Regions from separate parts of the Homo sapiens genome. Here region 1 is linked to region 2. Evidence: chromatin loops called from intact Hi-C (ENCODE). Cell type or tissue: OCI-LY7. All regions are shown on one strand. Links, peaks and the distances in the headings refer to the core of each region. The heading gives the core; the rest is flanking DNA.

Region 1 (8,005 bases), core at 1,020-6,019, 530 kb after region 2:
TTTTTTTTTTTCCTCTGTCGTCCAGGTTGGAATACAGTGGCGTGATCTCGGTTCACTGCAACCTCTGCCTCCTGGGTTCAAACCATTCTCCTGCCTCAGCCTCCCAAGAAGCTGGGATTACAGGCACCCGCCACCACGCCCAGCTAATTTTTTTTTATTTTTAGTAGAGACGAGGTTTCACTATGTTGGCCAGGCTGGTCTCGAACTCCTGACCTCGTGATCTGCCCGCCTCGACCTTCCAAAGTGCTGGGATTACAAGCATGAGCCACCGTGCCTGGCCGAAAAACTATTCTTTGACATCAAATTATTTTTGTACCCTTGCCAAAAATCAATTGACCATATATATGAGGTTTTATTTCTGGACTCTATTCTATCCCGTTGGTCTCTGTATCTATCTTTACACTAGTACCACATTGTTTTGATCACTGTAGCTTTGTATTAAGTTTTGAAATTGTGAGTTCTCTCACGTTGTTATTCCCTTTCAATATTGTTTTAGCTCTTCTAGGCCCTTTGCAATTCCATATGAATTTGAAAATCACCTTTTCCATTTCTGCTAAAAAGGCTTTGGAATTTTGGTAGGGATTGCATTGAATTTCAAGTTAATTATCTTTTAAAGAGATTTAAATAAGAAAAATAAGTACTTTATATTTGCCTATTTAATTATCATTTCTTCCATGTAGATAAAGATTTCCATATGGTATTATTTTTCTTCTGCCTGAAGGATTTTATTTAGCATATCTTTAAATACCAATGCATATCTGCTGTTGATAAATTCTTTCAGCTTTTGTATCTCTAAAGTATTTCACCTCTATTTGTGAACAGTTTTCAGTGAGTATAGCATTCTAGTTAAGTTTTTTTGTTTTGTTGTTTAAAAGATGTTGTTCCACTATCTCCTGGCTTGTTAGAGAAATCAGCTGTCATTTATCTTTGCTCCTCTTGAGTCATGTATCCTTTTTCTTCTGGCTGATTTAAATATTTTTATTATATAATTGGTTTTAAACAATTTTATATTATGCCTTGGTGTAGTTTGCTTCATATTTCTTGTGCTTGGTGTTGACAAGCTGCTGATATCTGTGGGTTTATAATTTTCATCAAATTTGGAAAATTTTCAGCTATGATTTATTTCTTCAATTACTTTTTCTATTTTCCCCTTTTTCTCCTTTGGGTACTCCAATTACTCCTTACATAAGGCTTCTTGAAATTGTGTCATACTTCATACTTCACCAATGCTCTGTTTGAGTCTTGCTTTTGTCTTTTAGCCTTTTTTTCTCTGTGTTTCATTTTGGATAGTTTGCTGTGGTTTTTCAAGTTGACTGATCTTTTCTTCTGCATTGTTTTATCTGCTGTGAATCCCATCCACTGTACTTTTCGTCTCTAGAAGTTCTATCTGGATCTTTTTCTGTCTTCCTCATTTGTGCGCCTTTGCCTGCTCAGTGGTAAGTGACGGGATGCCAGCCAGTGGACCTCACCTGTTGGGAGATGGATGTTTTTGTATTCCTTCATGTGTTCTTGAGCTTTGTTCTGGGATGTAGTTAAGTGACTTGGAATCAGATTGATCCTTTCAGGTTTTGTCTTTATGCTTTGCTCTGTGGTATCAGAGCAGATTTAATCCAGACTAATTTTTTCAGGCCCTGGGAGTGCTCCCCAGCTGCCTGTGCATCAGGAGGGCTCTCCTCTGCTGTTGGGAGCAGGTACTGTTTTTGGCTGGTATAAATGGTGGGGATTGCTTTCTCTGCCCCCTCAGTGGTCCTTCAGTGACTTCTTCAGCTCTGTGCTCCCTGGTCCTCAGTGGAGATTCTGGCCCTGTGTGCAGGTCTGCCTAGCTTGGCTGCCCTGCTGCCATCTTCCGCCATCTTCCAGTCCCTCCTTGACAGGGTCTGCCACGCCTTGCCTCAGTCTCCCATTTTTCCATGGCTGGGAAGTTCTTTTGGTGGAGGGGGCTCCTGGAACTCCCCTCCTCCTGTCTCTCACTATCTAGTGCCCATGATGTGAAAACCACTGCTTATTATTTATTTATATTCTATCATTGCCTGGTTTTTTTCTTTTTCTTTTTTTTTTTTAAGTTTTCACACAGAAGGTAGTTCTAATTTCTGCAACAATCTCATCTTGGCTGTACGCGGAAGTCTGTATCTCAGTGTGTTTGAAAAGCTGCCCAGGAGTGTTTTGGGCCCCAGGCTGGGAGCTTAAGCAGAGGAAAAGATCCAGGGCTCAGGCCAGGAGGCTAGGACTTGAATGTCGTGTCATGGCATTTAGCTGTCATACCTGGAGGAAGCTTCTGAGGTGATGTCTGCATCCCCAGCTCCAGGCTCGTGGGTGTGTTCTGAGCAGCCATGTGTGCTGGACCCTTCATTTGGGTCCCTCCTGCTTGTCAGGAGGCCCAGATGGTCTGGCGCTGCCCATGCCGCCTGCAGCCGGCGGGCCCTTCACCCAATGAGGGACTTGGGGCCTGGCTGCCACTTGGGTGGGGAGCCTGCAGCTGGGGCCAATTCCATGTCCGGTTTCCCTTCTTGTGGCCCGGGGTGGCTGGCCAGGGTGGATGAGGTGCTGTGTAGACATTATGATTTGGACCTTCCTTGGGACTAGGATAAGGAAGAACAGAGCAGAAATCACAGAGCTGACCCGATTGCCTTGAAGAAAAGCGGACATCTTCCACGTAGTGGGTGTTGTGTTGATGGGTGGGGGCAGGTGAGCAAGACCCAGCCTCCTCAGGAGTGTGGGTGCCATAGACATCTGTGCATCCGCAGCAGGAGTGTCCATGTCAATCCCGAGTCCCCCCGTGCAGTCCCATTGCCAGCACCAGTCTTCCTGCTGGGCTGTGTTGTCCTGTTAGCCTTGTTTAGGGGTGTCCCCCGCAACACCACGAGACACACACACACAACACATACATCACAGCACATGTCACCACACCTGCCATAGCACATGTGTGCTCTTCCAGGCAGGATCCTGTGATCCTCACAGTGCTGTAAGATCAATCAGTCTGTCTTCCCCTTGAGTCCCCTGTTGGTCCCATGAGAGTCTATACTCAGACTAGACCCTGGTTTCTTTTACCAGTCTCCTGTTGGGACGAAATGAGTTACTCTTTGTTTTGATTTCTTGAAATTAGAAACTGTCCTGCTCAGTAACATCCTTATTCATGGTTTTTTACATTTTCCCTATTTTCTTGGACTGAATTCTTAGATTTAATATTAAATAGTAAATGAGTGAAAAATGCTCCTTTTTCTCTTTTAGGAAAACAAAGCCATCCGCTTTCAGTCACCTCTCTCTTGATCTTGTTTTCTGCCATGAGCCAGGATTAATGTAAAAAGATAAGGTCTTCTGCAAGAGCTCTGTGGTGGAGTGGCCAGTGAGACGGGCTGCTGGGGGTGACACACTGCGGCCCGTCTGCCCTCTACCCATGGAAGCCCTGTCCTGCCACGCCAGCTATGTGGGGGTAGTGGGCAGTGGGAGGGAAGGAGAGGGATGGCACCTGCTTGGAGGCTGGGCCACTCGCCTGGGGTGTACACGATGGGAGGCTGGCTGGCCTGGATTTTGGGGCATGGACATGACACAGCTGTCGACTCTCAGGTGCGTGGGCAGGTGGGCGTCCTGGGCTAGGTGAGCACCCCTTTCTGGTTGATCTCACCCATAAGGTCTCCTCCCTGAGCCCCAAGGCCCTGCACTTCTTTGCCACGTGCAGCCCCCGCGCCCCTTGTTCCTCACCCCTCTGGAACATGCTGGTATCTTGGCTTCTGAGCCAGGAACTGGGCAGAGTGGGTGGTACACTGTGCTGGCCTCTGTCTAGTTCTTACCATCACTGCCATCCTCGGGCCTGGGGCTCTGACTGCTCAGCCCAGGTCTCTCCCAGAAGGAGTGAAGGATGAGCCAGCATCAGGCAGCAGGATGGACAGACTCCCTCTGCCTTTCATATGTGGTGGCCGGCGTGCCATCTGGAGTGGGGAGAAGGTGGGGGCTGTGTGGGAGCTCCCTCTGCCGGCCCCCAGCTGCTGTCACACATGCCCACTGTAGCTCCCTGACTCCAGCACTTGTCTTGCCAGTGCAGACACTGTTCCTCAGAGACCAGGCTTTCTCTTATTTTGGTGAAGCAGATGAACCTTGGGTGCAGCTTGTTGCATTTGCATATGTGCACACCACAGTGCACGCCACAGATGCACCTCCCAGGTCAGGGGGCCTCCCTTCAGGCCCACAGTCCCCGTTGTTGTTGCTGTTGTTCTGCAGCATGAATGTCGCCTGTGAGCTGGGTCTCTATCCTTCGGCGCCCCTGGGAGGCCCACCTCACGAGTGTCTTGTCTTCTGATGCAGGCCTTTGGACAAGCACACACAAACCACAAGAAGGTGGCTGCTGACGGAGAGAGCCGGGAGGAGAGCCTGATCCAGGAGTCGGCCTCCAAGGAGCAGTACTACGTGCGGAAGGTGCTAGAGCTGCAGACGGAGCTGAAGCAGTTGCGCAATGTCCTCACCAACACGCAGTCGGAGAATGAGCGCCTGGCCTCTGTGGCCCAGGAGCTGAAGGAGGTGAGGGGGTGAGGAGGGGCCTAGTCTGTGGCTGCAGCAGTGCCACCAGTGTCACATAGCAGGTGTGCCTGGTGGGTGGCTGGGCTGGGCTGGCCTCTGGGGACGCTGCAGCTGGCTGGTCTGTCTTGCTTTCCTGGTCTCATCCTCCACTGCACTCCACTGCCACTGTCCTCCACGTGGCAGAAGGGAGAGAGATGGACCCACAAGTTCCACTGCCTCTGGCTTGCTTCTGTCTCACTCATGAAGCGAGTCCCATGAGCAAGTCCAGAGCAGAGGAGTGGTCAGTCAGGGAGGGGTGCAGTTAGCCCCTTGTGGAGGCTAAGGGCTGATGCCCATGGGGCACTCCTCGTCATTGGACTCCCCCCTGCCCTGGGAATGTTTTGTGTCACTCAGGGCCTGCACTGTGCCCAGCTGTAATAAGAACACAAACCCCAAATATTCCATGGAGACTCGAGGTAGGGTGTGCGTGTCTGAGAATTAGGGGTGGAGACCACCGCCAGTAGCCCCAGCTGCCACACCCCTGCCTTGTTCACAGCAGAGTGCCCGCAGGGAGGGTCTGGGTGGGTGGTCCCTGGCACCAGAGCCTGTTGGAGTCCTGGGTACCCATGGACAGCCATTGGTACATGGCACAGGCTCTACATCTGGAAATGGGACTGTGGTGTCCGTCCATGAATCCGTCCAAGTCCGTGCATGACTTGTGAACATGAAGTCAGAGGAACCAGCTTGGCTCTTGGGCCCTGATAGGGGCAAAGGCCACAGGACCAGCTGCTCATGGCCCTGACACTAAGGCCCTGGAGTTGTGGAGGACTGGGGAGCCCAGGGGAACGATGTGGCCAAAGCAGGATTTGGGAAGGTTGCTGTGGTGCCTGGAACCTGTGTAGTTTGAGCCCAGCAGGAGGAGGAGAGCCAGGAGTCTCCATCCACTGGGGCAGGTGGGAGGAGAGTCTCGCTGGCTTGAACAGGAGGCTCAGGGAAGGTTGAGTGAGCACCTGAGTGTCTTTTCTCACTGACTGGCACATATTTTAATTGAGCCCTGCCAGGGCCTCGGTGTCTGTGGAACCTGAGGAAACAGTGTGAGCAAAGCCTCATTCTCCTAGAAGGCATGTGGCAGATATCAGGGGAGAGCAGTACCCCGTGCCTGTCCCTGGGGCAGGGGCATGTTCACTGTGGTGCTGAGCCAAGGGCAGGAGGAGTGTCAGGAGAGTCCTGCAGGCCTGGGTGGGGCCCTGAAGGAGGCAGGGTCCAGCTTGGGTTTGGTGGCTACACGGGGAGTGGGCTGTGGGGACAAAAGTGAGGCTGAGACGACTGTCTTGGGGGCAAGAGGGGCCAGTGCCTTCTGAGGAAGGATGAGGCCCCATCACCAAGATGGAGGTGGGATGGTCCCTGGGGACTGCAAGTGGAGCTGGAAGTTGGCACGTGAGCTGCAGTCCTCCTGGCCGTGGCCTTTGAGGGTCAGCCCCAGGTTCTCATTGGGAATGGCTGGAGGAGTGGAGCATGGGTCGGTTGAGAATGGGCTGATACTGGCTTTGCCTTTCACTGAGCCTTGGGGCCTGGGCAAGGCCTTATCTTTAGTCCTGGCCTCAGTTTCCCCATCTGTAAACCGGCAGTCTCTGAAGCCCGTTGTAGAGGATGCCCCACAGGTCTTTCACCCCACATTGTGGGAGCACTTATGGACCCTTGTTCCTGACACAGGAGCACCACCCTCTGCAGCAGATAATCTTACGGGAGGTCAGCAGGGCATAGGCCCTGAGGGTATGCAGTGATTAGGGCTGCTGCTGTTGGCTTAGCATTCCAGTACTGAAGGATGCTGCCCTCGGGGTCAGCAGCGGAGTGAGGGGTCAGAGATCGCTGAGGCCCTAGGGGCCCAGGGAGGAGCTTGGCTTAGACTCAGGGTGGGGAGTCTCAGATCCTGAAGCGGCAGTACATGATCTCATTTCCTCTCACAAGGAGCCCTCTGGTCGGTGGGAGGAGGGGCTGTGTGTATGGAGAGATGTATCCTTGGCTGCCCCAGCTGCCATCTGTCTGGCCCGTCTATTCCTGAAAAGCGTGTGCAGGTGCTGTCTCCCCAGCCCAGCACATTCTGCCCCTTCTCTCTTCCAAGAGGCCTATCTCTGGTGGCAGAGGCCAAAGAGGGCTGGGTGACCCTGCTGGCTTCAGGTAAGACTGGAAATGAGCACAGCAAGTTAAAGATGCTGCAGGTCTTGTGGGGAAGAGAGGATTTCTGTGGTTCCTGTTTGTGCTTCAGGAGGAAATCCTGAGACTCCCTGCACACCCCTCAGCCTTCCCTGTCTCTCCTGAGGGTCCCCACCTTGGTCCCTGGGTCTGCTGTGTCCCCCATGACTGTGTCCCTGCCCTGGGTTGCTGCAGAGCTGTGGGAACCATCCCAGGTCTTCGCCTTGGGTACCTGGTTCGGGTGGAGCATCTCTAGGACTGACCTTGTCTCACCACCACCAGTCCCAGTCATGCATAGCTCTTGTCTTCTGCTGCCTGCTGTTCTGCTGGTCTGAGCCACTGTGCCAAGCTTCTCTGTGCCCACCCCCAGCGTGGCTTTCCCCAGTCACTGCCCAAGGCTCACACCCCATGGGTCAGAAAGGGTACATTTGACGATAAAACAGCCTTCATTGTATCCTTTGACCCACCACCCTGCTACCCACAACAGCCCCTCCCCTTTTTTCCTCCCTTGGGTCAACTGGTTGTCTGTCCCCCTCCACACCCCAACACACCATGAGGACCTGTGAAGCTTTACAGTAACAAACATATTTGGCATGTGTTGGACAGTTCTGATTGCCTCAGACCTGGTCCTTCTGGTGACCCTACTGGTATCTCGTCAGATGTGAAGAAACAGAGGTTTGCAAGGTTCCATCATGTGCCTAAGGTGTCCTGGCTGGTAGGGGGTGAGGTGCTTCTCAGATCCTGACTCTAACCGCTGTGTATGTGTGGGCCCTACATGTGGGCAGCCCCTCCAGCTTCTCTCCTGCTAGTGAGAGCATCTTTCCTGCCTGGGCCCCTGGGAGGTGGGTAAGCTTCTGAGGACTGGCCTGGATTGGGCCTTGGTGGGGATGTGGCTCCATTTCCCAGATGGGGAATCAGAGGCCCAGAGAGCCACAGGAGGCCTGGGGTCAGAGCTGGGTCTCATACACACACCAAGATCTTTCTTCATATTTGCCCCAAGAAGGAGTAGGGTGAAGGGGCTGGCCTAGGCCATCAAGGCAGAGATGAGAGTTTCCTGGTGTTGAGGTTGTCTGGTGGGGACAGGAGAGAGGGCAGCCGACCCCCTGCACAGTGGCTCCTTGAAACAGGCAATTGTCACACCCTGCTTGCTGATGAGCAGTCTGAGGTGTGGGGATCCCACAAAGGGGAGTTGAGATGGGACCCTGGTGGTCAGCTACAGGCCTGTGCTCCCACCTCCTTCATTTGGGCTGCCCAGTCACACGCAGCAGAGCTTGTCCCCTGTACTTCTTTGGGCTGACATCAGACAGGCTCACTGGGAGAA
Region 2 (8,005 bases), core at 1,276-6,275:
GCCGCAGGCAGGCACGTGGGGCAATCTATGATATTAACTTGAGTGGTATATTCTATTCCCTACTCATGCCGGCCTACTCCAGGCACTTGGTGGCCATCTGGAGTGAGCGCTACAACACTGTCCAGTGTGCTGCTGGCCCCTTTAGGACCTGGCTCCCTAAACCTCACTGATGCAGGAATAATGGTCTGGGGAGAATGTTCTCCTGGGAGGCAGTCACGGATGCACCAGGAAATTTGAGGACCACATGTACATCCTTTCCATGTTTCTTCGTGCGTGCTTTCAGCTGGAGAGTTTCTGAGGGCCCGAAAACGATCCCCACTCCTAGCCTGGCTCAGGTGCTGGGGACCACAGGTGTGGGGCTGTGAAGGCCTACAAGGTGCTCATGGACTCAGGTTGGTCTGCACAGGCAGGGAGGGGTGGCTCCAGAGGGAGATGCAGGCAGAGCTGGGTGGGCACATGGGACATGGGTCAGGGCTCAGAGCCCGCACTCCAGCTGGGGAGGCTGGAGGAAGCTCTAAGCAAGGACCACAGGACATCAGACTCCGGGATGCCCTCCCGTGCCTCACTCAAGGAACCTACCCACAAGGCTTCCTTTTATTTGGAGGAAGGGCTCAGATGCTCCAGAAGCCCTCAGGGAGCAGCATCTTAGAATGGTTAGAACATCCTTCAAGCTGTTCTTCCAAACCCAAGGGGTTTCCGCCCAGTGTGGGGAAGAGCCCGAGGCGTAAAAGGTCAGCACTGTCCCGAAAAGCCCCTGGGCCAACCGACACCTCCACACAAGGCCAGGCTCGACATGTGACCTGTGGCGCTCTGCTCAGGCCCACACGTGTCCAAGAAACACCGGGAGCCAAGCCACCCAGACCCAGCCTCACCATATACGTGGCAATTTCATCGGGTGCGTCCCCGTCCAAGTCGAACTTGAAGGTCACCATCTTGTGGTTGTGCGTCTCCAGCTGGCACTCCACCATCTTGTCCCCAGTGTTGCACACCTGGAAGGGGCAGCATCAGCACCCACCACGGGCGTACCCACACGTGCACCCGCCACACCCCCACACACCCCCAAGTACCCCTCCCCCCCACCCCCACCACACCCCCGCCACGGCCCCACCCCCACCACACCCCCACCATGCCCCCACCCCCACCACACCCCCGCCACGCCCCGCCCACTCACGTTCAAGATGGTAAGCCGGGGCCGGCTGGCCCTCTCCTGCCGGGAGCGCGCACGCGTGGACCTGCGGTGGTGTTTTCGGGCTGCCCTGCCCTCCAGCCTGCCCCCTCCAAAGGCGCCTTCACAGCTGTCACTCAGCTCTTTTCCAGAAGTGACATCAGAACCTCCATAGCTGAGCAAAACCCAAGAACATTAATGGCACCAAAGGACAACCAGCACGTCGGCAATGGCGGGGAAAGTCAGCTTATCTGGAACAGTCTGGAGTCTCCAGGGCCCAAATCTGTGACCTACAGAGGCAGCCCGTCCTGTGCGAATACCCCAAGCCTGCTTCTGGGCCCTCACCCAGCTCCCTGCTGCACCCAAGTGGCACGGGCAGAAGGAAGCACAGGCTTCCTAGCTACTAGCTGCGTTACCTTGATCCTCTCAGTCTCCTGACCTGCGAATCAGCCCCTGTGCCTCAGTTTCCCCATCTGTGCTACAGCAACAGAAACACACCCACCACTGTTGTGAGGCCAATCCGTTTTGCAGTTTGCAAAATGCCAAGCCCAGGCAGTGCCCAGCACCCCAGGAGGGTGGAACAAATGGTCACAGTTCAAATAAGGACACGGTTCATTTCCTGAAACACCTGTGTCCACAGCCCAGGAGGCCAGGAAACCCAGGATCGGGGCTGGATTCAGCCCTGTACACAGGGGGCCACCCTCCCAGCCCCCTCCTAGTCTCTGGGCACTGCCAACTCCGCCCATAGCCTCTCCGTTCTGGAACATTCTCAGCACTGCAAACCAGAGCAGAGACCCAGAGCCCAGCCAGGGGCCTCTGGCTACCAAACTCCAACAACAGCTGGCAAGACCCAGAGAGGAGGGCCCTGAGGCTCCACCAGGTCAGGTTTGAAAAACCCCTAATGGCATCAGGGCAAACTATAGTGGGTTCCAGGGGAAGCAGCAGCAGGAGCCAGGCTGAGTGGCTGTACAGGCCTGCGCCCCTACACCCGTCCTGCGAGGTCGAGGCTGGGCCACACTACCTCTCACAGCTCTGCGGGAGGCCGGGCGGCTTGTCCTGTGAGGCCTGCTCCTGAAATAAACACCCGGAGAAAAGAGAACAGGTCATGCGGACTCCCGCCTCCCTGTGGGCACAGCCACGCATAGTCAGCTCTCCCTCCCCACTTCCTCAGCCCAGCCTGCCCCGCTGCGTTCTCCTGCTCTCTTCTGCAGCCAGGTGGGTACGACCCAGGGGGCGTCACAATGGGAGCAGGCATAGAGGTTTTTATCTTGTTGAAACGCTTGGACCCGAGTGTATTCATAAAAGCTGGGAGCCACTTCCTTTCCAAAAATGTTAACCCACTTTGATCATCCCTCAAAGAGGACACACTGGTGCTATGAAAGCTTTTCACAGTCTCTTGCATCCTGTCCCAGGGAAAGCATCCTCTAAACCTGTATCTATAAAAATCACACCCTCTGTCTTGATGTGGCTTACAGAAAGTGTGAAATCTAGGGAGAGGTGAGAACAGAACCTGGGTGGCTGTCCCAGAGCTAAGCAACCCCGACCTCTAGGACTAAGACCCCAGGTCACTATGCAGATCCCCGGTGGCCGCAACTGCCCAGTCATGGGACAGGCTGGGGGGAGGGGCACACACCTCTTGGACTGGTTCCACCGTCAGCTGGACAGTTGGGCAAGGGCTGGCGATCCCGGGCCCGCCAGGCAGCGGTGGGTTTGCTGGTGGCAGAAGTGTGGCAGTCTGGGTGGGCACACTCTGCACAGAGGCAGACACCGTGGCCAGGGAGCTGGGGAACTGAGGCAGGAGCTCAGGGGCGGCAGGCAGCAGCACTTCCGGCAGAGGCGGCGAGAGGACCGCAGCCGGTGGCACAGGCACGGTGGGGACCTGAGCGGCGACGTCCACAGCATAGGGAGCTGGGTGGCCAAGCAGAATCTGGGGGCACAGGGGACAAGGTGCAAGTCAGGGCCGGCGCTGCCTTCACTGAGGGGGCCGTGCCCAGGTGTGTCTGGGAATACCCAGGCCGAGATGGGAACACCCCTCTCCAGACCACACCCTCCCCAAGGGGAGTCCCTGTCTCAGAGCACATTTAGCAGATGGAGTGAGCAGAAACAAACAGGAATGGTCATTCTCACACCCCTTTCTGTGGAAGAGTCTACTTGTGTGCAAAGGCCAGGAACGGGGCTCCGTCTATGAACCTGCCAAGCTTGGTTGAAGGGTCAGAGAACAGGACACACAGCATCAAAGCCAGGCCCCCACCACCCACTGGGGCCTGCGGCAGCCTGCCCCATCTGGCCCCCGGTCAGAGTGTGCATAGGGCCTCAGAGCGCGCACTGACACCTGCCGCCTCCTGGAGGGCGACTGCGGCTTAGGCTTGGCTTTCTCACTGTTCTCGTCTCTCTCTAAAAGCTCCTTGGCAGTAAAAGGTAAGACAAGTGGGGAAGGAGGAACCATGGATTGGAAAGTGCAAGTACCCTCTGTCTTCTGCCCCCATTTTGGAGTTGAGAAGGCTGAAATTTTAGAGAAACTTCTCACCTCTCAGGGCTGGAAGGAACAGCCACATTCACTGGGCCTGCTGGCCCTGAGACCCTCTGTTGGCAGCCAGTGGCAGGGTCAGAAATACCAAGCCCCAGCCTAGCAGGTAACCACTTCCCTCCCGGACAGACAAGACACCCCAGCTGCTGCATTCAGGGTACCCCATGGGGTGGCCAGCCCAGCTCATCAACAGACTTCTGGACCCTTCCCCAGCCAAACAGCAGGGACAGCCACTGAGTCTGGCAGTGACCCTCACATGTCACAAGGCACCCCTCTGTAGCCACTAACTGTGCCCAGAAAGGCTCTTCAGGTAGGAAAGCCCAGACAGCAAGGTCCCCCTCCTGCTCCCTGGTGTGGCCCTCGGCCTTCTGATAAACAGACCTGACTGCAAACCAGCGGGCTCTGAGCTGCCGCTGAAACCTGCTGGGACCAACAGCACTTACTCGGGTGGGCCACAGGACGGATGCGATTCTTCCCACTCACTGTCTAATCAAACACCACCCTGCTATCCAATATGTACCATCCCTTCCTTCTCTATGCACAAAGCCCTCTGGAGATAAGACAGCAAGAAGTGATGGCCAGGAGGAACGGCTCACGGTGGGGCAGCTTACTCCAGTCTGGATTCAGCACTAACGGAGCTGGGGGGCACCTGGCACCAGGGATGCTCCACCCCAGGCCCCTTCACATTAGGACCATGCCAGCTGCTTTCCTGCGGAGGCTGAGGCTCAAAAGGCAGGGCTGTGCCACAGTTACAGGGCTGACAGGGCTCAGAGCTGGGGTAAGGCCAGGTAGGAGGAGGTCAGGTAAGGAGGCCCAGGTGGGAAAATGCCAGGAAGGATGGGACCCAGATAAGGAGGCCCAAGTGCGAGAGTGCCCAGGTGGGAAGGCTCCCATACTAGCCCCTCTCACCTCACTCGAGTTTGAACAGAATAGTCTGCAAGCCCCAAAACATGAGTGGACTGTGTAGGGGTGTGGATCCCTGTGGGAAGGCCTCCCACCAGCAGGGCACATATCATGTGTTCCAGAGCGCCCCTTCACAGCCAGCCAGCATGCTGCCACGAGGTATCCGCCTGACCTGACATCAGGACATGGCCCCGGGTCCCACCATAACCACCCTTGCAGCCAGCAGTGCCATCTGCCCCCAGCCCCTGCCCCGCTATCGGCCTCACTTCCTTGCCCTCCCTAAGATGGGGTTGTCACCCTGCCTCATCCTGACAAGATGCTCTTTGAAGGGTGGACCTCAGACAGACAACCTGTGCCCCAACGCAAGCCACACCAAGGCTGCCAGACCAGGCCTGGGTGAGGGCAGGTACAAAGATACCACAAGAGCAGGGGCCACAGAGCCATGGGAAGGTAGGGACACAGAACCTATCAGGCACGGACTCCTGCATCTCCTGACCCATTCGGAAAACGGAAGAGATGCAGATGCCTCGCGCTGGCGCCAGCCCCCGCCTCCCTCAGCCTCACACACATCTCTTCCTGAGAGGGGCGACCCCAGGCAGGGCTGCCTCCTTGCCTGCCTCTGTCCTCCTTTGCATCTCTGGGTCCTGAGGGTCCCCAGACGCTGGGAGGGTGAGCCCCTGCCCAGCAGGTGATTACCTGGCTCCCTGGTGTAGCAGCTGGAGCAGCTTGTTCAGGAAGGTGGGGCTGGAGGGGCTCAGGGCGCACAGGCAGTGCCGGCTGCGGGGGCAGCACAGGTTGTGGGGGCAGCATGGGTTGCGGGGGCAGCACAGGTTGAGGGGGCCGTGTGGGTTGCGGGGGCAACACAGGTTGAGGGGGCAGCGTGGGTTGCGGGGGCAGCACGGGTTGTGGGGGCAGTGTGGGTTGTGGAGGCAGTGCCGGCTGTGGAGGGGTGGCCCTCATATTCTGCACCGTGTGATGGGGGGAAGGAGGGACGTCAGTAGGCGCCATCTGTGGGAAGGCCGCTGGGTACACAGGTTGGCCTGGGAGCTGGGCCACGGCAGAATGAATGGACAGGGCAGCCACGCCCGGTGGGGCTACGGCCAGCAGGGGGATAGTGGCCGGTGCATTTGGCACAATGGTCCGGCAGGGCATGGCCAGGGGCGCCCCAGGGGGGTGGGGCAGCTTCACAGCCTGCAGAGGCAAGGCTGGGGACGCAGGGGGGAGTGGGGCAGCGAGGCTCGGCAAGATCACGGCTGGAGAGAAATACTGAGGTGGTGGCACGGGAGGCACAGTCGCGGTCGGCAGGTCTGGGAGGGCCGGAGGGAGGCCGTCGATTCCCGCCAGGGGCGTGATGGGGGGCACAACAGGAATCGGGGGCATCTGAAAGAGACACAGGAGTGTGTCAGTGTGGGCCCCAACCAGGGTCCCTGCCCACAGCACTTGCATGCAAGGACAGCCACAGTCATTGGGGACGAGGGGACACGGGATGAAGACAGCATGACCCTTTCCCTCCGAGACACCTTTGTGTAGCTGCTGTTGAAGGGAACCCAAAGATAAACCCAACAGGTGCAGAAATCTCAACCATGTAAAGCTCTTCAAATAGAAAAGGAAAGTTGGCAGGCTGGGAATGACCTGCTCGATCACCCCTGGTCCAGCGCAGGGAGGCCTCCCTGTGTCCACACTCACGACAGCCATGCTGGGGGCTCTGAGGGAGTCAGGGGCAGCTCACATAGTGTGAGCAGCAGGAGCAGTGACCACAGGTCATAGAGGAGTGACTTCAGAGCCCTGGAGCATTTTCATTCAGAATGGCTGGGACTGTCAGAGCCACCAGACTGGCCCTGAGCATCTGAAATCACCTTAGCCTGATCCCTGCAACATGCACAAATTCAAGTTGAAACCTGACTTTTCAGAGGGTTCTCAGAGAAAGCAAATCTTTGAGCCACCTTGGCTGGCTCAGGGGACACCCCTATCCTGTCCAGCCTTGCCACACCAGGAACTCCCGAAACCTTGCCTGTATCTTCTCTTCTCAGCATTACATGTGCCTCCTGGGGGTGGCTGACACCCGGCCACATGGACATAGCACTTCCATCTTTGACAGCCTTCTCGTGCATGCTGGTGTGTGTCACCTGGCCTACACCTCCATGTAATCAAGAGGCAGCAAAAATGCACATGGACTCCTGTCTGTCTGAACGAGCAAGATAACGATTTCACTAGACCCTGAAGCTGCCTAACGTCCTATGGTGACATCTGGGCCTGAGCAGGGTGAGACAACACAAAAGAATCTTCCAGGTGGGGCTCGTGAATCACAGGAACACTCACTTGCCCCATCTTTAGAGTGAAGCACACTTCCAGTCTTATCACTGATCAGCCTGTCCGGGTCACCGAAGCCCTCGGGAGTACCTAGAATCCTCCATGCCATTTACCTGGGCAATGGTGCCCTGGCCCCGGCTACATTCTGCACCAGTTACATGCAGTCAGGTCCCTCGAGTGAAAGACAGTGTACCCAGAGAAAGACAGCAGAAGTCACTTCAGCTGTGTGAGTCGAGCCTTGCTGGCTGGGCTTTCCTGCAGTCAGCAATGCCACAGGCTGGCTTTGGAACTCCGAGGAGCCACATGCCACACGGCCCTGGAGGAGCTCCACAGGAAGAACGCTCCTCTGAGGCAAACCTACCTGCTTTCTGTGCCAACCCAGCAACCACTTCAAGGACTGTCCACGACCTTGGACTAACAAACCTTTTCCTATCCTGGATGAGCCTGGGCACATGGGTAAGCTGAGGGCAGATGGGCACCTTGCTGGGAGGGTGCCAGGTGATGGGGTACTGGGCTGCCCGCCCTCCCTGAAGGACCCCAGGGAGGTCATGGCCTGGAAGGACCAAGAGCAGCCTGCCAGGTTGGTAGAGAAGGTGAGGCTGGAGGGCAGGAGACAGCAGCCAAGCCAGCCACCAAGGGACAAGTGGCTGGTTGTGTGGGACCCTGGAGCGTTCCTGGTGCATATGACTGTGCACACTGCCCAGCCCGGACTCCCCAGCCCAGCCCCAACTCCCTGGCCAGCCCAACCCCAGGTCACAGGTCACATGCACAGACAACCCCCTCTGTGGGTGTCCTAGTGCACCAGCCAGGGCCTGGCAAAGCGTGCGCCACCACTGACGGCAGCCATCAACCTAGAATTACCTGCGGAGGGACTTGAGCAAGCGGCTGCAGGGGCGCCTGTGGCATCTGGAGGGGCTTCAGCTGAGCGGGGGCCCCCACCTGGGAGGCTGGAGCCAGGTACGGTGGCAGGTGGGGGGGAACCGGCTGGAGGGGGACCACGGGCTGTGGGGCCAGGACCTGCGGCAGGGGTGTCGGCTGGGCCAGCGGAGGAGGCTAGAGGGAGAGAAGGTAGCTCCCCTTAGACCACCAATCTGCCCAGA

What was found. Peaks named below come from ENCODE experiments on the same cell type or tissue, not always from the same donor. Only the 100,000 strongest peaks of a DNase experiment are listed, where the experiment ranks them.
Region 1: it touches region 2 in a loop (4-fold over the local background); 1 of 110 quality-filtered maps calls a loop at or near these places.

Annotation. Positions count from the first base shown.
Region 1 is chr9:92,725,531-92,733,535 of GRCh38, reverse strand. BICD2 (BICD cargo adaptor 2) reads left to right here. Exons shown (of 7, transcript NM_001003800.2): 2 at 4,300-4,512. Among named protein-coding and RNA genes, the nearest start is that of BICD2, 35 kb to the left of the region's middle. RefSeq lists enhancers at 4,199-4,438, 4,108-4,947, 7,597-8,005. In OCI-LY7, for the core only: CTCF peaks have their summits at 3,757 and 3,965 (motif pointing left); DNase peaks (open chromatin) are centred at 4,065 and 4,555; H3K4me3 peaks cover 2,765 bases; H3K27ac peaks cover 4,962 bases.
Region 2 is chr9:93,256,901-93,264,905 of GRCh38, reverse strand. It overlaps WNK2 (WNK lysine deficient protein kinase 2), which reads right to left. Exons shown (of 30, transcript NM_006648.4): 11 at 7,767-7,958; 12 at 5,292-5,975; 13 at 2,799-3,092; 14 at 2,187-2,236; 15 at 1,172-1,340; 16 at 873-989. Among named protein-coding and RNA genes, the nearest start is that of WNK2, 77 kb to the right of the region's middle. RefSeq lists an enhancer at 1,369-2,037. In OCI-LY7, for the core only: CTCF peaks have their summits at 1,573, 3,336 and 3,535 (motif pointing left); DNase peaks (open chromatin) are centred at 1,505, 2,577 and 3,495; H3K27ac peaks cover 2,923 bases.